Regions from separate parts of the Mus musculus genome. Here region 1 is linked to region 2. The links are chromatin loops, found by intact Hi-C in ENCODE. Cell type or tissue: left cerebral cortex. All regions are shown on one strand. Region 1 overlaps Pcbp3 (poly(rC) binding protein 3). Region 2 holds the start of Pcbp3 (poly(rC) binding protein 3).

Region 1 (4,000 bases), 88 kb after region 2:
GACAGGGTTTCTCTGTAAAGTCCTGGCTGCCCTGAAACTCACTCTGTAGATCAGGCTGGCCTCGAATTCAGAAATCCACCTGCCTCTGCCTCCCAAGTGCTGGAATTACAGGTGTGCGCCACCACTGCCCGGCGGGAGCATCTTATTTTTAAAGAATTTTGAAGTTATGCTTTTTTAAAGTATATGTCAAGAAGATGGCCATTGTGCATCAAGAAGGTACCAGGGATAGGAGTCCTTTCAAGGTGTGCTCTGTGCAGGTGGCCGTGGGGTTTGGGGACTAATAGGGGCCATTCACTTTGTCCTAAGTCATACACCCTCAAGAGGAATGGGGATGTGACCCCTCAGAGAGGTGGAGAGATCATGCTCAGAGGTGGAGTCTAGAGTTTGTGGGGAGCAGGAGAATGTCTTTGACAGATCAGAAGTCCTAGGGGAGGAAGCTGCAGGGAAGGGGTGTGTGTGACTTTGAACCCCTCTGATGACCACAATAGGAAGGTGAAACAGCTGAAGGAGGTCCCCAAACCAACTGGTATCAACCAGATGAAGTTTTTTTCTTTTTTCTCCATAAACATTGCTTTTACATTCATTTTATTGTATGGGTGTGGGGGGTATGTAAGTGTGCATGCCACAGTGCAGGTGTGGAGGTCAGAAGACAGAGATTTGCTTCTTTTCTCTCTTATGTGTTCTGTGGGCCAAACTCTTGGCTTCAGGCCTGGTAGCCAGCATCTCTACCAACGGAGCCATGCCACCAGCCCATGATGGTTTCCTTCTTTGATGTATTAGTGCTAGGTAGGGAAGCACTGACTTTCCCCTGCTGGCCCAGCTCTGCTGGCCGCTCATTCTCTGTGGTTTCTGTCTCTTGCTGTGTCCCCATAACCTTAGAGCTGAGTGGACTCTAGATGGGCAAGGAGGAAGGTGGGACTGAGGGGAAAGTCATTCTAGGAACTTGGGGTCCAAGGTATGTTCCCAGGTGTCAGTATCCAGAACCAGCCGTATACTGTTGATACAAAACATTGCTCCATCCCAAAGTGAGTAAGAGCTAGTTTATTCTGAGCCAAACGTGAGGGGCCGTGGTACAGGAACAAGGTTTCAAATAGTTCTGAATGAGCTGGACTACAGGACTGAATATGTGCATTCTCTCCCTCTCCTCTCCCTCCCTCCCCGCCCCCCTGCCATTTTTGAGGTGGAATTTCTCACTAGCTTGGGAGCTCAAATAGGCTGGTCTCGAGCTAAACAGAACAAAGGTCATGAATCAACTCACTCACTGATTTCACTGAGGAGGCAAGCTACAGGCAGCCATGCAGGTGAGGGAGGAGGCTGCTGTCGGTTTTACATTTTACCTGAACACATTCTTAGCTTTAGTGTTGGTGGGAATGTGATCTGCCAAGAACTAGCTCCAAAGGTTTTCTGGGATAGTCGAGATGTGATGTTAGGTCAGATGCAGGATTGGGCATTAAATGGCTACTAAGAAGAGTAAAAATAGCCCCAAATAACACTGGCTCTTGATCTGTGATCTGTTATGTTCTTTTTTCCCCACGGACATGGAGTTTCTAATCAGCTAGTCTGCAGAATCTTCAAAAGAGGCGGAATCCTGTTTGGGTAGTATGACGATGAGTCTCCATGGTGGGGCAGGTGATTGGGCCAAGTGTGCTCTGGCAGACTGCCCCGACCTCTGCCAAATCTGTGTTGCCATGAAAGAGGGCAGAAGGTCTTGGGGGAAGACTGTCTGCCACAGGTGAGGCCTAGGATATATGAGAGTGCTCAGCTGAAAAGGGAGGGGGGGTATGGAAGCATGTGCCCAGGCAGGGAGAGCCAACCAGAGCTCTTACTGTTTGAAAGAGCGATCTATAGCTGGGTATAATGATGCATGGCTTATAGTAACAGCATTGGAGCAGGGGTGGGAGTTCTGAGGCAGGAGGATTATGAGTTTGGAGGCCAACATGGGCTACATAATGAAATCTGTCTTAGAGAAACAAAGGGGTAGGGGAGACAAAAGGAAAGCCTGTTAGCAGATGCAACATCAGTACAGTATTGTTGACATCTGCCCTAGCAAACAGACTTATCTAGGGGAAGCTCTGTGTGTGTGTGTGTGTGTGTGTGTGTGTGTGTGTGTGAGTAGAATGCTGGATCTTCTGTGTAGAAAGGGCCTCAGACCAGTTAGACCAGTGGAGATATGAAGATAGGTAGTTGTTACATACCAAGAGGGTCAGTCACTCCTTTCAAAGAGCAGGGTAAGGTACGCATGGCTTGGAGGCTTTGGGTCTCACTAGCCAGCCATGGCTGACTGAAGTAGTCCTCTCCCTATACTGATGCCTCCTTAGCCAGCAGGTATCCTGCAGTTTCCTGGAGCTCCAAGGAGGCTTAGCCACCAGCTGGTGAGATGTCAGGCAATCGTTTATTTCTTCTTTCTCTTATTAGTCCTCTGGGCCTTCTTCACTCTGCCTTTCCTGTCATAGGATTCTAGAGTGTGTTTTCCTCCCAGAGACTCGGCTCGGACTGCCATCTGCCGTTGAGGAGCTGGCTGTTTTTTTTTTTTTTTTTTTTTTTCCTTCCTTCCTTCAGGATGAGATGACTCATGTACCCCTTACTGCCTGCTGCCAGACTGTCTGGCGAGCCCACAAGACGGAGACAATGATTGGAGCCAGAGAATCGCTGTAGCCCATCGTAGGTGCGTAGGGTGGAGAACTGTTTCCTCTAAGACACGTTGAGACAAATGCTTGGTAGAGATGCTCCGCAGTTTCCTGCCATGCTCCTAGGGCTGGGTGTGAGGTGAGGAGCAGAGTGAGGAACATTGTTTATGAGGTGATTGTATCATACTCTTAAGTTCCAGCTCAGGGCAGCTGATGTCCCCTGGCTCTTAGGAATGTCACTCAGGGTGGACCCAGGATGCTAATTTCCTGGTCAAACTTTCTCATTTTATCACCCCTCTTACCTTGGGTCTTGCTTTTTTTCCCTACAAAGCAATAGTATATATTCGTTGCTCTCTCCTATTCCATGGAAAGAACCATACATACTGTATTAATTGGTCTTAGATGCTGCCTTGGCTTTGCATATGAAGGGCAGACAGCAACAGGCCTCAGAACCTCTAGACTTTAGCATAGGAGGTTTTCAGTGTATGTATGAGGGGTGGTGAGGGTGTGAGGGTGGTGAGGGGTGGTGAGAGATTCCTGGTTTCCTGGTTAATTTCTCTTCTACTGTGTGAGACTTTATCTACAGCTGTGCCCACTTTGTTGAGATTCCTCCCACCCCAACCCCTGCTTGTGGCCTAGTTTTTTCACAAGCTGGTGAGGGGACTGCCTGTTACGCCTACCCACTCTGTGAAAGGTCTGGGTCTTAGGCCAGACCTAGTAGGTTCTTTGTAGTTAGAGAGCTGTTTCGAGAAGTGCAAGAGCAAACTTTGAGTCTGGGAAAGCATGGGATCAGAGCTCTCTGCTCAGAGCCCAGCTGCACTAGGAGTCAGTTTTCAGCCTGGGAATCCAGAAATTACAGACTTTTCCTGGAATCACTCTGTGACCTTGGCTAGGTCCTTTCCCCTGCTTTCCCACCTCTAGGATGTACCTGCTCAGTGCCCTAGTCCTGCATGGGCAGGACTTAGAGGCTATTTTAACTGCTATAAGATAGTGCGGGGGCCAGGGTCAGCTTCTTTCTAGGAATAAATATATGGCCAGATGGTTTCCATAATGAGTGTAATGTTCCAGGCAGAAGTTCCTCACTGTGACTTCAAGGTCTTTGATTCTCCTATTTTATTACCAAGGTAGCAGAAATCTGAGATGAGTCAGCATTGGACAGGCACAAGTCCAGACTCTGGGCTTCGTCCCTTCTCAACATCACTGTTAACTCAGAGAAGTCCGGAATGCACTCACTGTGGCTTGTGCTGGGGCTAGGGTTAGCATCCGTGTCTGCGGCCTTGATCAGGGACACGTTTCCTTCTCTCCAGCAAGAAGTGCAGAAACCCTGTGCGATGGGGCCAGAGAGACGTCCTTGGGTTGTCATCACCATCATA
Region 2 (4,000 bases):
CAGCCTTTGGAAACTGTGGTCCCCCAGCTCTCTGGTGGCAGGGACATGTGCGGCAATCTGGAGGACCAAGTGCTCAGAGACTTCCTAGGGCTTGGTCTGACATCACAGTAAGCAGATGATAATTACAAGGTTCCTTTGCTCCCCACTCTCCACACCCCAACAAGATACCATGGAGTTATTTATAAATGCAAGCCCCCGGGTGCACTTCTCCTGGGAAGGACCACGCTGACAGCTACTGGTAGTGCTAATGGAAGGCAGGAAGCCTGCATTCGGAGGGGATGCGGGACGTGTGGAGGGAGGGTAATGGGTCAAGCAGCTGCCACACAGCCAAGGGGCGGGGCTGCCTGCCCTAGCTCTCAAAGATCTGCTGGGATATGGAAGGAAGAGCCTACTCAATTGTCTCTCGTGTCAAGGGTGGGGCTCCGAGATGAACCGCTTTTTCTCTTCCCAGGGTTGGCAGGAACTGGAAATAATTGAAAGTTGTTAGGGTCCAACACACTGCCTTGAAAACACTATCATTACTCTCCTAATGACTAAGTGTGTCTTCCAGGAGGAGATGTAGGCAGCTGAGCCCTCCCCCCAAACCCCACGGCTCCTGGAGAGTAGAGTAGGAGGCTGGCAACCTGTAATCTGGAGGGGGGGGGTGCTTCGACAGAGCCTAATGCAGCTCCAGCCTCCGGAGCCACTGTGCAGAGCCCAGGAGGCCGATGGCCCGAGCTGATCCTGGAGACACTTTGGATCTTAGTTCAAGTCCTGGTTTAGGTCTGGGTACTGCTGCTGGGTTCAATGTCAATCCCTTGTGTTCGTCTCCTAGGGGAAGTCCTTGTCTCAGGGACTCCTAGCATGCTACCTGACATGCCCTCCTCCAAATTTCCGCCCTCCTCTCTACCATAGCACAGGGCTAAGGTGTAGTAATGTGCGATAAGGCTGTCCATATGCTCTCTAGATTCTCCAGGTAAAGGTTCGTGATTTGCTGCAGCTGCACTTAGCTGCTGGGTAAGGCTTTTGACAGCTCCTGCTTGCCCGGACCCAGGCCCTTTCTTTTCAGAGGTTGTCATTGAATCACACAGGTTATGTTTGAAGACAAATAAGAGCACACTCCTTTCTGACTCATCGATCCCAAGTGACTACTGTATATGTCTGCTACAGGGGACCAGGACTTTTCCCTTCAGAGTGGATTCCAGGACATCATACTCACAGGACTCTGGGCATTCCCAAGAGCTACTTGGTTACTATGGTGAGGTTTCAGACCTACGGAGTCTTCCTGACTCTACCATAGAGATCGTGATTGTAACAGGTGGAGGGATGAGGGGACAGAGCTATGTATACACCCCTTTGCATGTATGATATATCGTTATTGGCACCGAAGTGAGTCATTGGTGGGTTTGAGGCTCAGGGCGGGATGAGTTTTGTCATCTCAGCTAGAATGTCACCCTCAACCCACTTCTCTGCTCACCCGTCTGTTCATATGACAACAAAGAAGCAACTCTGTTTCCCAGAGATGCTTCTCGAAAGTCTGGAGGTAAACATGTGGATCACTCTCTCCACCTATGAAGGGCAAAGCTTGATTTCCAAGTCCAAAGAGGCCTTCTCTGGCTGGTTCAGGTTGCTTCAGGAAGCCAGGAAGGATGACCCTGGGCTCCTGGGTATCTAGGTACTGATGGAAGGCAGAGTTCCCAGGACTCGCAGCTTCTATCAGTACTGGAATTACAAGTTGGCCTGGTTCCTTTACCTTCGTGGTGTGCAGAAAGGAATAAGCCTAAGCTAATAGAGAGCAATCAGATGAAGGAAGTTTAGTCCGATGAAAACGATAGTTAATTGACACAAAATAGAGCAGGACACCTCTGAGGAAAGGTGCACAAAAGATAACAACAACAACAACAACAACATGACATGTTTTCCCACAGCCACTACCACAGCCAGTTCTTCCATCGGCTTTGAATCGCTTGTGGACAGGTGTGCAGGCCCAGAACCTAAACACAAGTTCTACAGTCTGGGCTGTGTTGGCTTTCAAAGGCTTCCAAGCAGAGAGGGGCACCCGCGAAGGGCTGCGGTCAACGGATCAGGCCCACATAGTCGCGAAGGCTGTGGGTCCAACTGACCTCCCTAGAATATCAGCGCGTGCGAGACTGGGTGTCTGCAGTCTCCCGCTAGCTGCGTGTGCCAAACACTTGCAGAGGATGCAGGCCCCGCAGCCATCTCACAACCAAGCATCCACTCCCTTCCCTCTAGCCTTCTGGAGGCCCCGCCCCAGGCCCGGCCCTGGCCCCGCCCCGTACTGTCCCCGCCCCCGCCAGTTGACTAACCTTTCCAGAAGCCCCGCCTCCTCCCAGCCCCAGAGTGGGGCCCCGCCCAACCCTAACCGCCCTTCGACGCTAAACGGCTTCTAGCCGGAGAGCTTTCCGTGCCCTGATTGGCTGTGATGGTCACCGTTTCGCAGCTCCATTGGCTCCCGGCGCCCGCTTTCTCAGGCCCTGCCCTTGAGCGGGGGCGGGGCCAGAGGCGGCGGGCTGCGCAGGAGTGGCTGGTTGCACGGAGGGGGCGGGTCCTCGCCGCGCGCAGTGCTTCGGCCAGAGCTCGAGGCGCTGCTTACCGTCGCCTGAGCTAGGAGACGCCGCGGCCGCCGCTGGGTCGCATCGGGCTTCGCGTCGCGCCGTGTACGCCTCCTCTGCCCCACCCGACCGGCAGCATAGGCTCTACCTGGTCCGCGGCCTCCCTGTCCGCGGCGGGGCAGGTGAGTGAGTGGCGGCGGGTTGAAGTGTGTGTGGGGGGGTCCAGCGCGGAGGTAGCTCGCATGCCGCGTCCCAGGCCGGCCGAGACCCCTCCAAAGGCCAGAGGACCGGACAGTTCGCAGTCAGAAAACTTCATTCGAGCTGGGGTGTTGGGGATCCTGGGGGAAGGGTTGAGGTTGGCGATCTCAGTACTAGGGCCGGGATCCTAGGCTGAGGCGAGGGTCCCAAGCTGAGGCGAGGATTCCAGGCTGAGGTGAGGGTCCCAGGCTGAGGGCGGAGGTCCTGGGAGAGAATAGGGGGTACCAGGTTGAGGGCGGGGGTCCCGGGCTGAAGGTAGGGGTCCCAGGCCAAGACCAAGGTCCTAGGCTGAGGGCGGGGATCTAGGACTGAGTACCGAGCTCTGAGGGCTCAAGGCTGAGGTTCCAGGGCTTAGTGCAGAGTCCCAGGCTTAAAGCAGGGTGGGGGTATCCCAGGCCAAAGCGATGGTCGGAGGACTGAAGATGGGAATCCCAGAGGCATGTGTATCAGGCTGAGCAAAGGGTCAAGGGAAGCAGCTTCCCAGGCTGTGACCGGGGTCCTAGGCTGAGGCAGGAATTACTTAGAGAGAGGGAGAAAGAGGTGGGTGGGTGGGTGGGGAAGTGTGGGGCCGAGGGTCGGGCTCCCGGAATAGAGTAGTTCTTGATAGCCCCTTGGGCTTGGAGCTGGGGCCAGAACAGGGTCCTAGACAGAAGTTTCCAGTGAGGGGCTCACTCTCCAGCTCTGCATGGTCTTGCCTGTTCTTGGATTCAGGCACGGCCTAGGGTCCTTGTGAAAGTCTGACGGTAACTGGCCCTGGCCTACGTCGGGGGTCGGGGTAGAGCCACTCAGGAAAACCCAGGCCTCTTTACTCCCTCCCTAAATTCAGAAGTTGTTAGTGGGCACATTACGCTGCAGGCTTTCGGGTCAACACACAATAGCTGTGATCTCACTGGGACTTGCAAGGCTTAGACGGATGTCTTGTGATTGAGACGAGCTGGGGAGGAAAAAAAAAGGAAGCCCAGAGGATGGATGTGGGGCGAGGGCAGGGTGCGGCCTTTTCTCCTCTCCCCTCCACCGTGGTCTTCTGTTTTCTTCTTTCCTCTCAGTTCTCCTCAGGTTTTCCCCGCACCATTCATTAGAGCCTGAACAGGTAGACTAGACAGGCGCCGGTTCTCAATCTCTCTCTCTCTCTCTCTCTCTCTCTCTCTCTCTCTCTCTCTCTCTCTCTCTCTCTCTCTGATGGCCGTATT

Evidence for each region. A loop is a pair of places that touch in the nucleus more often than their neighbours do. Peaks named below come from ENCODE experiments on the same cell type or tissue, not always from the same donor. Only the 100,000 strongest peaks of a DNase experiment are listed, where the experiment ranks them.
Region 1: it touches region 2 in a loop (1.8-fold over the local background); 2 of 42 quality-filtered maps call a loop at or near these places.

What each region holds. Positions count from the first base shown.
Region 1 is chr10:76,872,744-76,876,743 of GRCm38, reverse strand. All of the region lies in intron 2 of Pcbp3 (poly(rC) binding protein 3), which reads left to right. Among named protein-coding and RNA genes, the nearest start is that of Pcbp3, 87 kb to the left of the region's middle. In left cerebral cortex, a CTCF peak has its summit at 2,498 (motif pointing left); a DNase peak (open chromatin) is centred at 2,590; H3K27ac peaks cover 260 bases.
Region 2 is chr10:76,960,482-76,964,481 of GRCm38, reverse strand. It overlaps Pcbp3 (poly(rC) binding protein 3), which reads left to right and starts at 2,535. Exons shown (of 16, transcript NM_021568.2): 1 at 2,535-2,734. It overlaps Gm35664 (a long non-coding RNA gene), which reads right to left and starts at 2,341. Exons shown (of 2, transcript XR_380584.1): 1 at 2,307-2,341; 2 at 1,880-2,106. In left cerebral cortex, no CTCF peak of the experiment used is centred here; a DNase peak (open chromatin) is centred at 2,443; H3K4me3 peaks cover 1,761 bases; H3K27ac peaks cover 718 bases.